3 separate regions of the Homo sapiens genome follow, and all the other regions are linked to region 1. A link is a contact called in ENCODE Hi-C data. All regions are on one chromosome and are shown on one strand. The core of a region is the stretch at or near the end of the contact, and the rest is flanking DNA. Distances in the headings are between cores, read along the strand shown.

Region 1 (4,922 bases), core at 1,360-3,859:
TAAATCTGTACATCTTAGTAGTAAGGGAAGCTCAGTTTACTAATTTTTCCTCTATAACAGCAATTCTCAAAATGCGGTCCCAGGGCCAGTAGCATCTGCGTCATCTGGGACTTGTTAAAAATAAAAATTCTTAACCTGTACCCCAGACTTACTGAGAGCCATGGAAGCAAAAGCAGCAATTTGTTCTTTAAGAAGCTGTCCAGGTGATTCTGCGCTAAAGTTTGAGACACATTGGTGTAAATTTAAAAAGCATGTTTCAGACTACGAAAGACCTGGTTTCAATTCCAACCTTAACTAGATGATTTTGGATACATCATCTAAGTTTTCTGGTGCCAAGGTTTTCTTATCTGGTTAATAACTTATCCTTGTCACTGCCCTTATAAGTATTACAAATACTACCTGATAAGTGATATTGCTCATTTGCTTACTGGAAGGCTTCCCTCTCCAAGTGATTCAGACGCATGCTTAAGTTTGAGAACCATTTGTTTCAAACTTACGGTCTATAAGATGCCATACATTGGAAACAGAATCAGCTACACAATTTGCAAGATCCATTGCAAAATGAAAATGTACAGTCCCTTGTTCAAAAACTGAGAATTTCAAGAGGATGAGAACAGAGCATTAAACTAAGTATGGCACCCCACTAAGCCCAGCCCTATGAATGCCCAGCCTTTGAATGTCCAAAGACAAGTTTCTGCTTCTATCTAATCACACCTTCTTTTTTTAGAAGAAAATAATATAATGCCATGAAAGTAGGCCACATTTCCTCCTTAGACACTGCCATTCTTACCTCCTGAGCTGTTGCCCTCCATAGACAGACATGATCATTAGCTTCCTGGTTTTTGCTCATTCTGTTGTCTTCCTTTTAGCTATTCAAATATATTTGTACCTCAAGACCCAACTTAAGGTCCCTATCTGCCATGAAATCCTTCCTTACCACCTTAACCTACTAATCTGTCTTTTTAAACTTATCTAGTACTTATTTTATACAAAACATTTAGCTCTTTTTGTATATATTGAGTGCTGATCACTGTGGTCATATTGTTTCTTGAGTTTGAATATAAGCATCTTGAGCTTTGAAACAGTGTCATCATTGTACAATGGAAAGGGCACATACTTTTGAGCTCAATAAAGCTTGGGTGTAAATACTCTCCCATTTACTTGCTGTGACTGAAGAAATTAATCAACTTTTGAGTCTCAGAATCTTCTCTGGGAAAATGGGATAATAAAACCTAGTTCATTGGGTTGTTGTGAGGATTCAATAATATATGTAAAGCCCTTGGCATATATAAGGGCTCATCAAATATTACTTCCTCTATCACATGCATGCCTCCATATATCTGATTTTGCTTCAGCCAACATCCCAGTGCTGAGCACAAAGGCAGCATTCACTAAATACTTGCTCATTGGAAGAGATATACATATATCTTCCATTAAATGATAGATATATATTTAATGTACTATTTTACATTCACCCAAGAAGTAAACCAATCCTATGTTGAAGTTTTGTATGTTATCTCTGACTTGTTTGTAAGTTTTTGCCTTCACATGCTGACTTTTGTAAAAAAAAAAAGTCGAATTTTGTAGACTTCATATTTTCAAAGCATTTGCACAGCCATTATAGTATTAAAGACACTCTTAGTGGGTAAAAAGATAGATCTTATTCCCAGTCAAGAAATGGAAAAAACTGGCACTGGTGGCTAAGGAATTGTTCTAAATGACAGAACCAGTGTATTTTAATATACAGAAAAATGTCCAAGAGGCTTTATCTAAACTGAGATCTACTGACTCCTTTTCCATTGTTTTTTCCACTATACCAATCTCTTAGGCAAAAAAGACTATATCTGTAAAGTATACGCAGGAAAAACTATTTTAATTAACTAAAATAGTACAAATGAGTCTATTTCTTTTTATTCTGGGTACAGAGTAGGCACTTGATGACTGGATTAAAAACAGCACATGATATATCAATTGCAGTTCCTGGTTTACAGTTTTAAGTAATCGAGAGTGAGTTATTTAAACTGCTCTTTTTGATAAACATATTTTAAAGAGGGCTTTTTCTCCCAATGAAAATGTAAGAACAAGTTTCATTATTTTTAAGACAATTTCAATTTGGGGCCTAGCACATCATGCTTGAGAGCTGGTTTTTTCCTTATGCAAATGGATCCTTTCTCTAAACTGGTGCAAACCACACTTTGCCTGCCAAACTTATGACTCAAAGGCCCTGAAGGGTTTCTGTAGCCTCCCAGCCACAGCCCAGAAACCATAAGCTGTTTCCACGTGAAACATCCAAACACGGTCTCCCAAGCCTAAGTCTGCTACCATCAAGGCTTCTGTATAAAAGGCAAATGAGGAGGCAGCGCCCCCTTCTGCTCCCACCCCCTTCTGCTCCCACCCCCTTCATGTCAGCAGCAGCCAATCGCTTTTCTCTGTCGTGCAGTCGGCTCCTGGGATTGGCCAGGGACGGGACAGGCGCGGAACCACTGCGCGCACAGGCGGAGCGCGGAGACTTGTCCGTCACGTGCGGCCGCCCGGCCTCTCGGCCTTGCCGCGCGCCTGGCGGGGTTGGGGGGGCGGGGACCAAGATCTGCTGCGCCTGCGTTGTGGGCGTTCTCGGGGAGCTGCTGCCGTAGCTGCCGCCGCCGCTACCACCGCGTTCGGGTGTAGAATTTGGAATCCCTGCGCCGCGTTAACAATGAAGCAGAGTTCGAACGTGCCGGCTTTCCTCAGCAAGCTGTGGACGCTTGTGGAGGAAACCCACACTAACGAGTTCATCACCTGGAGCCAGGTACGGTCAGGCCACGGCGGCCTCTGAACCCCCTGAATAACCGCCTCCTCACTCGCTCTCCTGCGGGGTGGTCTCTCGCGGCCTTGCGGCTCGACGCTGTCTGCGAGGCCCGCGGTGCGGGGCCTTGGCGTTCAGCCTCGCGGGGGACCCCCTGTATTGTTCGCTCGGGGAGCCGCGGGGGCCCGGCCGGCAGCGCCGCTCTCCTCAGGCCGCGGTGGGGGAGGGGCGGCCCGCGCGGGGCGTAGCGGCCCAGGCAGCCCCTTAACGGTCCGGTCCGCGTTCGGAACCGGCCCGGCGTCGCGAGGGGAATCGGCGAGCCGAGGGCGCGGGAGCCTCTTTACTGCACACTCATCCTCCGTCCTCCCGCCCGGCTCAGGGGTTACAAATCGCGGAGGGGACAGGGAGCCCAGGGCCAGGATCATCAACGTGGGGCTTTATAGGAGGCGATCTTTACCTCAGCGACCGATCACCCCCAGTTCCCCCAACATTGCTTTGCATCTGGCATCTTTATGTGGAGAGCAGTCAGGGCAATAGACATACGTTCAAACGCAGGTTACTGCTTATCAGTTGGTTTTAAAAATATATAGAAATTAACAAATTATTCTTTTGAGATTCTGTGCTATTTGTATAATGGGATTATTAGGATTGTTTTAATAAAGTACTAATAGGTGGTAACTTAGTAGTTACTAAATTTCGCTGAACAGTTACCAGCAGAGGGGCATATCGATGTGTTGATTATTGGTTTGATCTCAACTCTGCTTCTAAACAAGCATGACCTTAGTCCAGCCCTTTATCTTGTCTGGCCTAAGTTAAATCTTTCATAAGATGGATGGGTTGCCTAGGTGACCCAAGACCTATATCAGTCCCAAATACAAGATTTTAGGCAGAATGATTATTTACATCCACAGTGCATGTGCATTAGAATACACTCCTAGGCTGTTGGAATCATTTTTATGAAGGAAAGTGGTTAACTCTTATTGTAGATGATCACCTATTGAGGCATATTTTCATATGTGTAGTTCTTGAGAAGAATAAGTGAAAACTACCTGCATAGTGCCTGGCACCTGTTAAGTGCTGAGTAAATGTTATCTCCCGTCCTCCTTTCTTTCCTGTTCTCCTATTATAGGAACTCTTAGTTTTATTTACTTTTGTCTTAACAGGGAGTGAGCACCATATTAAGACCCTGAAGTTTTGACTTCTGTAATACCATAGTTTGCCTTGTGTTATTATTTGTTCTTTTTTCCGACTTCCTTCTAGGATTTAATTTTTGTGTGTTCTTTATGAGCAACTGAGTTATCCTTTTAGCCCCACTCCCTGCTTGGAGTTGAGTAGGGGGGCGTGAGTGTTTCTATTAAGCATTTAATGAATTCTGTACAATTGTACAAAGCTAGGTGAAAATAAGAAAGCCAGCCACTAGCATGTACTTAAAATAAACACATGTCTCATGCTTTTCATCAGTTAGAAGGATTAAAAGTTGACAAGAAGGATCAGTACAGACTGTTACTCAGACACGTATTCGTGTTAGAGATTGGACTGAGATTCTCTCCCCACGAAAGCTGACTTTATCATACCTTTTTGTCTTTTATGGGCCAGAAATAGGGGCTATATATATTGGCAGTTGCTTTTAATCAGAGTATCATGTCAGTGGTAGGCCTATTAAATTCTGATTAGCAACAGTGTTTTAATAACATTCTTATTTTCTGAGTACTGTCAAATGTGGAGAGTTTCGTACTGATCCGTAAATGCATCATTCTATGAGTTCTAAGCCAAATAAACAAGCCACTTAACCATTTTTTAATCCCATTATTAACTTTAAGCTTATGTGTTAACCAATTTTCTAATATGCCAGTGGGACAATCAAAATGTAAGCTCAGTGAGATCACTGTGCCAGAGACACACTAGGTGTTTAATAATTGTTTGATGAATAAATGAGATCCCTCGAAAATGTAATGGAGTGGTAGGAATGATGAAGATAAAATTATATTTGAAATGACTCTTAGAGATCATCTAGGTTAGCCTTATCATTGTATAGATGAGGATTTGAGGCTTGGACAGGTGAGATTATTTATCCATAATTATACAGCTCGCCAAGATTGGAGATAAGACCCTAACATAAGCTTGTCCAACCCGAGGC
Region 2 (4,922 bases), core at 1,396-3,895, 8.4 Mb before region 1:
ATATAAACATTAATAATCTCTGCAAAATATTTTAATTCCCTCCCACAAAAATTAAAAGAGTATGTGAAACATAAGCAACTAGGAACTCCACTTTAACAAACGAGTCACAGACAAAAGACAAAATAACCCACCAGAGATTTCCAAACTATCAGCTATTCACTTGTTGCTGGCCATCACGTAAGCAGGTGAATGGGCTACAATAAAGTATCATATTAAGTCACAATCACAAGACAAATATTTCCACCCTACTTATCAAGCTTGCATCCTTTCCCGGGTACCCGTGCCTGCTCCCATTCCCACAACGAAGGTTATCATAAATGGGCCCAGGACAAGAGCGCTGTTCAGAAACTGCTACTCAAGTGTACCCTCCTGGTTCTAGGGTTCCATTGTGGTGACAACAAATTACAAGCAGCTTACTTCCTCAGAGCCCATCACTACCAACACCAACTGACAGCTTCGAGAAGGACCTCAGTACCACTTTCCCTAACCAAAATTTTCCTCTTTACTCCAAGCCCTGACAAGGATAAATCTCTAAACTTTAGAAACAATGTAATTTTACAAATTAACTTATACGCAGGGTTACTTCCTTTCCAATTTGATCAGGGAATGCAGGGCAAGAATAACCCAAAATATGCAATGTAAATCATGTTGAAATTAAAATGTATTTCCATCTCCACCCCTCCACGATGGCATAATTTCAAATCAACTTATATAATGCATATCTAGTCCTCTGAAAAATCATTTTTAAAAGTAGGGCTGTTATTATTCTGTCCTAGCTATCGCAGATCAATTTAGATTTGTTCTGTAAGATTTCAGATTTTCCCCAAATGACACAGGTGGTTATTTTATATGTATCAGTCATTAAAAGATTAATCCTTTTTAACTAAAAAGAGACAGTACGGTCATTTACAAGTTAAAGTAGATTTATTCTGAGCTGGTGCTCTGGGGTCTTACTTCTCTAAAATTTTGTGATTTACAATACACCACATGTAGGAAACAGCTTCCAAAATTTGTATTGCTTCCTACAAATCAGACAGGACTTTCAGGAGAAGGAGCCTAGGATAGATTCTCTGTTAAATTTTGGAATCCCTTCTCTCAAGAGTAACCTACTATAAACTATTTACCAAGCCTTTGTGAAATCTGTATAACAGGTTACTACTCCATTGAGCAAGAAAACACAGGAAACAGGATTCGAAGATTTAATGTTACTGCTCATACTCCAAATTATAGAATGCTTAAGATAATTAAATTATCTGACTTTTATAATTCACTACACGGTGACCTCAAATTTACCTCATTAGAATATTTAGTACTTCTGCACTTCTCCCACTTCTCAAAGTTTTCCCATACCAGGATTCCCCACCACCTAGGAACAGCCTTTGCAAGATACCAATGCTCTCTAAATCCCCAAAGCAGGGTCTATTTCCTGATCGAACAAAGAGCAACAAAGAAGTGGGTGGTAACCACCTCTCTGAGGCAAGCCAGGACCCATGGAGTCTGATCTACAACACAAGCAGTAGCAGTTCCACATCTCCCTACCACCTCTTATTTCCTACGAAGTCTTTCTGCCTGAAACTGGAAAACCCGAACTATTATTGAGGAAGTGAAGCCCTTCCATTTGAATCCTGAGAAAGACGCGCTCAAAGAACCCAGCGAACAAAGGAGAGGGTTGGAGCCCACGCAAAACATGGGTGTGATAAAGCCACACGCGACCTGAGCCCCCACCCTCAGTAACTACTCTCCAGCGCCCACCGGGAGGAGGGGTCCGGGGAAAGGGTAAGCCGAGGAAGGAGAAGACGCTCCGGCCAGACCGAACGCAGGGTAGGGGAGGCGAGCAGGCGAGGAGGAGGGAAGGGGACGGGAGGGGCGGAGCTCTCGCGGCCGCGGGGCTTTGTGTAGAGTCAAGGCCGGGATAGAAATTTTGCCTCGCGGGGGACGGGTCGAGGGGGTAGGAGGCCGACGCGGGGCACCCCAAACCTGCGTTGCCACGAATGGTGGGCGGGAGAAGGGAGAGAATGGGCCGCCCCCTTCGCCGCCGCCACCACCAAGGCGGGGTAGGCCGGCGCCGTCCCCAGCGGCGGCCACCTTCGAGGCTGCGGACTGCACGGCCGAAGGGGGAGAGGCAGGAGACAAGACGGGCGGGCCCCCTGATTCCCGCCCGCAGGAACCGCGGGGGCTGCGCCAGGAAGAGGGTCTCGTTCTAACTGTGCCGGGCCGGGAACGGGTTAAGATGCGGCCAAATGTCGGTCCCTCCTCCTTCCCACCCCTCAGCCCCGGCGCCCACTCGCGACGGCAGCCGCGGAACCCAGCGCCCGGCCCCGCGCGCCCACCCCGACACCGGCCCGGCCGCTCACCGTCGTAGTAGTAGCAGACTTTTTTTTTGCCGCCTCCTTGACTGTACGCCATGGGCTCCCCGGCCACCGCCGCCACCGGGCTCCTCCTCCTGCTGCTGCTGCTGCTGCTGCTGCCGCCGCGGCTCGGCCGGGAGAGAAAAGGGCTGAGGGAAACGTGGGGGCGATAGTCCCGCGGGGAAGGGCAGGCCGGTGGGAGGAGAGGAGGGGGCGCCGGGAAGGCTCGGTACCACCCGGCAGAGGTGCCGAAAGCTCGGAATCGGAGGTGGCAGCGGCACCAACTCGCGAGGAGGGGGCCACCAAACCACCTCAGGAGGCCGCAGGGAGGTGAGCGCATCCACTGCGGCCTCCACGGGGGAGGAAGGGGCACGGCTGGAGAAGGAGGCCGTTTCGGGCTCGAGGTTAGAGGCCCTGTTAGGGTGAACAACCTGCGCAAGGCGGCGCCATACACAGTGTTAAAATGAGGAAGAAGACAAGCTTTCGCTGCGCAAGTAGATCCAGGGAGCGTGCAGCCGGGTGGACGTTCTCCCCCTCAGGTCTGCGCGCAGTGGTTGCGCCTGTCCCCGAGCCTGCGCAGTCGGCGCCTCGTAGCCTTGGCGGTCTGGACCCCTCCTCGGCGTCCCACGCTGCTCCCCTCCCCCACTGTCGCGAAGCTCCCGCCCAAGCCGACCACGTGCCGCGAGCCCGGCGGGGAGAGCCCACTCCCGCGCCCCTTCCGGGCCCACTACCCCGCCGGGCTGTGGCCCATCGCCCCAGTGCCTGGTAGCCTAGTTTTCTCGTTTGTCGTTTGTTCACTTATTTATTATTATTATTATTATTTTGACTCGTAATGGGTATGAGGTGTAAGGGGGCCTATTACGGATGTTAAGGGGAGAGGGCACCGCTCGGGTTTTAATAAGCATCTGTGGAGCTCATTTATAAGGTACAGTTCTAAGCACTTGCATTTATAATATATTCCATTGATAATCTATTTATAATATTTAATCTCATTTAAGACTCTCAACAACTCTAGGAGGTAAGTGGCAATTGTACTCCTTCTTTATAGGTGGAGGCAGATTAAGGAACTTGTTCTTACTGCTAACTGATAAGTCTGGAGGTTTGAACTCATTCTGCAAACTCCACGCACCCTAGCTGTTCCACTCTGCAGCAATGCTGCTGGCTAGACACTGGAAGATTGGAGCAGAAAGACTTTCGAAACTCTTGGAGGTTATGAATACAAGTGTTCCTCTGTTAAATAAATCCACATTTATCAAGTACCTACCTTAAGCCAGCCACCTTGCAGGTGAGGGCTGGAGGCTAACAGCCTGTTTTATAGCACCCAATCCCAGTTATATAAAATTGCTATCCCTACCCCCCAAATACACCCCTATTAAAAAAAAAAAAAGGCTGTATTGATGCTGGAATTTAAGAGCCACTACCAAAAATACCCCTTTTAATTTGCTGTTTGACTTCAAAATCCCGAAAGTGTTCATGCTTAAAGCAGCAATTTTCCCCAACCTCACCCCCAAGAGATTTAGAAAAAGTTAAGTCCAGGGTGGCCCCTGCCCTCCCTCCGCCCCCTCCTCTGTATTTTTAACAAGACCCCAGGTGACTGATGAAGTTGCTAGAGAAATTACGGTGAGTGAAACACTGGCCTAGAGGTAAAGTTAATTGACCTTCTAAGTTGTGCTCTATCAAGTACAAAATCAACTTGGAAGATTCTGAGAACAGAATAAGTGAATTTAGTAGAAGTGAATGTTCTTCCCCAGGGCCAACACAATGAAGTCTGAAATGACACTTTGTTTCTTTTGGGAAGACTTCCCTGACCCCTCTCCCGCCAAGACTGTTCTCCATGCCATGTACGTTGTATGCTGTAGCTCAACACTTAACCATGTTGCAGTTGCCCACAACTCGTCTGAATGTCCCACTATGAATGGAGTGTCATAAATGAAGGGACCAGGTTTATCTTGCATGTAATAGTTTCTCTAGTGCCTGTGACTTAGGGCAAGTCACTTAAACGTTTTTTGAATTGCCTTATCTGTAAAATGGGGCAGTATTACTTGGAGAGTAATATTCAGAATCTCAAATAAGAAAATTAATATGGAATACTTTTAAAAAATGAAGAATTATGTGAATAAGGGATTATTAGGATTACTATAATAACAGTGACAATTACTAAATTACTGTTTGCACCCACAGCACCTAACATTGAACTTGTGAGAAGAGCCTGGACATATCTTTTGACTAGCTGAGAAACGTATTTATTATTTAATAATTTTAAACCAATAGAAGCAAGTTACATTACCTTTAGAAACTGGTGTGGGAGGAGTTTTATCCCATGATAGGAGTTGGCCAAGAGAATTCTGTCTATAATCTCTACTATGTTAGCAGAGCTAAAAGTGGCATCAGTTATTGAAACCCATTGACAAGCTCCAGATTTCATTGACCACATTCTAACTCTGCTGTATCAAACCCTTTTAAATATGGAGTTTTAGACAGTGCAGTAAAAGGAAACCAGCTGAAAGCATGGATAATTCATAGGATGCGTGCATAGTTAAGGACTGTCTTTTTCCTTAAATTGTTCTTCTTTAG
Region 3 (4,922 bases), core at 1,817-4,316, 5.7 Mb before region 1:
CTCCCAAATAGCTGGGGCTACAGACGCAAGCCACTAGGCCTGGCTAGTTTTTTGGTTTTTTTTTTTTTTTTTGAAGAGACGAGCTTTTGCCACATTGCCCAGGATCGTCTCGAACTCCTGGACTCAAGGGATCTGCCCACCTCGGACTCTCAACTTGCTGGGATTACAGGCATGAGCCACAACACCTGGCTCCACAAATTCTTAAAGTTCAACAATAAGAAAAAGACATAAGATCCTAAATGTGTACACACCAACAATAGAGTCTCAAAATACATGAAACAAAACCTGACAGAGCTGAAAGGAAAAATAGATAAATTTACAATTATAATCAGGGATTTCAACAACCCCTTCTCAAAAATTGATAGAACTACTAGACAGTACTACTATAGAAAACAAGCAAGGATATAAATAATCTGAACATAAACAACAGGATCTAGTGACATACATATAACATTCCACCCAACAAAGCAGAATACACTTTTTTTTCCCAAGTATCCACAGAACATGACCAAGATAGCTCGTGTCTTGAGCCATAAAACAGGCCTCAACAAATTTAAAAGAACTGATATCACAGAGAGTTTGTTCTCCAATCATAACAGAATAATGGAGTCAAAATAGAACTCAATGCAAAGTCAGAGAGTCCAGGACAGTCCAGATGCTACTGGGTTAGTGACAATAAAAAGAATACCCTCTGGAAACTAGACAGAAAGTTCCAAAACTACTCTCAATGTAGCTGAAACATTTTATATCTGCATTAAAATTCTTTTCCATAATGTACTTTTATATTTCAGTAACAGCAAATGAAAAATGTTATAGACATAAAATGGATTTCAAAACACATCTGTAGTAAGCTGACTTACAAACCAACTTTTAAAATACCACATATTAAATTGAGGCTGTAAACTTATAATTTATAATGAAATGAAAACTTTACCTTCCAATGGAATGTCTAAAAGATTGGCATGCTTTGTTTTCACATGAGTTTCCATATCTTCACTGTGCTCCTCTATTTTTCCACAGAATGGACATTCAGGAGGACTGTATGTTGTTTCATAAACAGATCCTTTTATTTCGGTCAGGCTGGACTGTTTTTCCCTACTTTTCAGGAATTTTCTAGATTCAGTTAAGTTCTCTGAATAGAAGCCTTCATGTTTTAAAGTACTATCTTTAGTCAGGTTTTGAGCTGAATTTTTTGGATGATTAGATGCACAACCTGAAAGAATACTTGAATTAACTTCCATTCCACACTGTAGGGTGTTGTCTTTCTTGTTATCTGAAGTTCCATATTGTACTGTATTTATCCTCTCAAAGTTTCTTTCAAGTGTATTCTGCTCAAAATGAGCTGTTTCGATATGAAAACACATTTCATCATAATTCACACCTGACAACTTGCAAAATGGACATATAATTTCACTTTCCATGTGAACAATTAGGTGAGCTTTCATGTCTGGTTCTGAGGTTACTGTTTCACCACAAATATTACAGGAAAGCATGGTATTGACAAGTAGCTAGAAAAGAACATAACATTAGGTTTCAAAGATTTGAAGAAAAAATGTGTTTCATAAAATGATTTGAGACAATTACTTGGTCTTTAACGCTGGATTATTTTGATGAAGAAGTTTTCAATGTACTTACTGTTCCTCAAATACAAAAACTTATTTATAAATATCAACCAAAATTTCATTTATTTTTTTTTAAAAAAAGGCAATAATAATGAATACAAGTAATTTTAAAAATAAAATATTTCAAAAAATGTCTCTGGCCCAAGGTGGAGAAAAAATAACGTTTAAAAAATTGTCCAGGTAAGATAAATCAGGTAAGAAAAAAATGAAGAGAAGAAACCTATTTATCAACTGATATATCTAAATACTGAATACTGAAGCTGATTATATTGAGGAGGTAAATAAACACATCTTACAAGTAGAGTTTAACACTGTAAACTTAGAGTCTTACATGTATCAAGTGCTATTTAAGTGCTATTATTGTAATTTAAGTACTATTATTATCGCTCTACACATAAAGAAATTCTGGCTCAGACAGGTCACCACAAGCAGAAAAAGGTGGAAGCCAAAATGCCAACCCCGTCGTGCTCCACAGCCTGTACTCTCAGCCCCAAGAATAAAAGCAGAAGTGGTATAGTAGAAAAAAGCACTTATTCCAGAGTCAAGAGAACTGGGTAATAATTTCAGATTCATCATTTTGGGTAAGGAATCTCATCTCTCTGAGGTTCAGTCAAAGACTACTGTAAAATCCAAAGGTAGTTATTTTTGGATTTTATGGACAAATAAAGTACTGACTACTGACATAAAAGTGTTAAAAAAATAATTTTAAAAAAAGCAATCACTTCGCCACCACCTTCCTACTACAGGTCATCGTTCAGCTAAAGACTATTTAAAATCAAACAGGAAAAGTAATGACACTATCACTTCATTTAAATAAATTTACCTTTAAAATACCTCCCTACATTGTCCTTATTTTTTTCATTTCTCTCCAGACAAATGGATACAGTCTCTGATTTTAGAAGGCAGTTCTCCCGAGCCCCCAGTGGGATTAATGTCACACCCGGAGTTTCTTCTCTTCCGGTGGCTGGGACACGGTCAGACACAGAATGATGAACTTGGACATGGACTCAGATTAAGCGGGTAAGAGACAAGAGAGTACCCAGGTGCCTCAGAGGAAGCGAGTGAGAGGCATGAAGGACCCAGTGCCAAGCTAGGTACGTGGTGGGTGAGGTCAGAAGACCGCAAGGCCGAGTCTCCCAAACGTTCCGCGCCAAAGGCACAAGCCAGGCACACGAAACTAGCAGGCACTAACTGGGTCAAAGCTTTGGGCCTGGGGAATAAGGGAGGGGACCATCAATTCTTACCGGCCCAGAGGCCAGCAGCTGCCACACTGAGCTCCGCTAGGCTTCCCCTTTGGGCCTCGCTGGCAGACGAGTGCGTGCGCGGCGTCCAGTACCTCTCCTGGCCTGATGACTGAGGCCAGGCCTTCCCAATACGCAGAGTTTCACAGTTAACCGAGGAAAGAATTAGGAACTTCCAACACCTTGGCCCTCAGTACCTCATTCAAAAGCACTTCCTTACTCCCACGGAAAAGAAGTAATCCCAGAATGCGCCGCTCCACGCCGGTCTCTATGCAGTGCATTCTGGGAGATGTAGTCTTTTTTTTTTTTTTTTTTTTTTGAGACGGAGTCTCGCTCTGCTGCCCAGGCTGGAGGGCAGTGCGCGATCTCGGCTCACTGCAAGCTCCGCCTCCCGGGTTCACGCCATTCTCCTGCCTCAGCCTCCCGAGTAGCTGGGACTACAGGCGCCCGCCACCATGCCTGGCTAATTTTTTGTATTTTTAGTAGAGACGGGGTTTCACCGTGTTAGCCAGGATGGTCTCGATCTCCTGAGAGATGTAGTCATTTTTGCATTCCTCCCATTTCCGAGTTTTTCCTTCTCCCATCGAGTTTCCTGCCACTCAATTGCTAGGAGAGAAAACCGGGCTCTGAGGTCATTCATACTTAATCTGAATGAGTTCACAGGGCAGGTCCTGGGGCAAATAGCAGTCTACACTAGGGCCTGCTGAGTAGCACTCTATTTTAGTATCAATAAAGGGTTTATAATGCTGCTAGGTATCAAGCTCCCAGCTATGCACCGAAGGTAAAGGATACCAGGTTCTTTCCTCAAGGTTACAAGATAACAAATATCTTGGTTTGTATGTATGTATGTATGTATATATATATATTTTTTGAGACGGAGTCTTGCTCTGTCGCCCAGGCTGGAGTGCAGTGGTGCCATCTCTGCTCACTGCAAGCTCCGCCTCCCGGGTTCACGCCATTCTCCTGCCTCAGCCTCCCAAGTAGCTGGGACTACAGGCGCCCGCCACCACGTCTGACTAATTTTTTGTATTTTTAGTAGAGATGGGGTTTCACCGTGTTATCCCGGATGGTCTCGATCTCCTGACCTCGTGATCCGCCCCCCTCGGCCTCCCAAAGTGCTGGGATTACAAGCGTGAGCCACCGTGCCCGGCCGTATGTATGTATTTTTAGAGAGGAGGACTCTTTCTGTCACCCAGGCCAGAGCACAGTGGCTAAAATAGCTCACCGCAGCCTCGAACTCCTGGCCTCAAATGATCCTCCCATCTCGGCCTCCCAAAGTGTGAGCCACCATGTTAGCCCAAAATCACAAATATCTTGTCATTCAGGCTTTATTTCATTCAACAAATATTTAAAGAGTGTCTATTAGAAAGGCGTTTTGCTTGCAACAGGAGCTGCAGCAGTAATCAAAATACACAAAATTCAGGATTTTTGAGGCTTACATGCTGGTGAGGTAGAGGAAATAAAAAGTAAATTAACTGATCATGATAAGTGCTATGAAGAAAATAAAACTGGATTGGCCAGGCTCAGTGGCTCACATATGTAATCCCAGCACTTTGGGAGGCCGAGGCGGGCAGATCATTTGAGGTCAGGAGTTCAAGACCAGCCTGGCCAACATGGTGAAAGCCCGTCTCTACTAGAAATACAAAAATTAGCTGGGCGTGGTGGCAGGTGCCTGTAATCCCAGCTACTCGGGAGGCTGAGGCAGGAGAATTGCTTGAACCCGGGAGGCGTAGGTTGCAGCGAGCTGAGATCGTGCCACTACACTCCAGCCTGAGTGACAGAGCAATAGATTTTTGAGACTGAGTCTCAAAAAAAAAAAAAAAAAAAGAAAGAAAGAAAGAAAAGAAAACTGGATTATAGAGATACGAATGTTTAGAAAAGGTCTTGATGAAGGGTTGAGTGTGCTGATGAACAAACCTTACACCAACAGGGGAAATAGCATTTCAGACAGATAAAATAACAAGAACGAAGGCCTAAGGCTGGAGCAAAAAGAACACTTTTTGACCAGAGCATAATGTGGTAAGGAGAAAAATGATTACAAGATGAGGTTAGGGTTGTA

What was found. A loop is a pair of places that touch in the nucleus more often than their neighbours do. Pooled maps may share reads with other maps.
Region 2: a pooled map shows a loop between it and region 1 (5-fold over the local background). The contact joins the promoter of HDAC2 here to the promoter of HSF2 in region 1. A Hi-C loop is called at or near these places in 7 of 50 pooled maps.
Region 3: a pooled map shows a loop between it and region 1 (7-fold over the local background). The contact joins the promoter of ZUP1 here to the promoter of HSF2 in region 1. A Hi-C loop is called at or near these places in 5 of 50 pooled maps.

The regions. Positions count from the first base shown.
Region 1 is chr6:122,397,043-122,401,964 of GRCh38, forward strand. It overlaps HSF2 (heat shock transcription factor 2), which reads left to right and starts at 2,610. Exons shown (of 13, transcript NM_004506.4): 1 at 2,610-2,788. The coding sequence starts at 2,696. RefSeq lists silencers at 2,346-2,665, 2,936-3,055 and an enhancer at 2,906-3,405.
Region 2 is chr6:113,968,503-113,973,424 of GRCh38, forward strand. It overlaps HDAC2 (histone deacetylase 2), which reads right to left and starts at 2,646. Exons shown (of 14, transcript NM_001527.4): 1 at 2,355-2,646. The coding sequence starts at 2,406. It overlaps HDAC2-AS2 (HDAC2 and HS3ST5 antisense RNA 2), which reads left to right and starts at 1,199. Exons shown (of 10, transcript NR_125845.1): 1 at 1,199-1,776. RefSeq lists silencers at 1,787-2,106, 2,317-2,616, 2,558-3,001, 2,977-3,156 and an enhancer at 2,163-3,141.
Region 3 is chr6:116,665,700-116,670,621 of GRCh38, forward strand. ZUP1 (zinc finger containing ubiquitin peptidase 1) reads right to left here and starts at 3,067. Exons shown (of 10, transcript NM_145062.3): 1 at 2,867-3,067; 2 at 935-1,508. The coding sequence starts at 1,493. RefSeq lists a silencer at 1,991-2,140 and an enhancer at 2,902-3,091.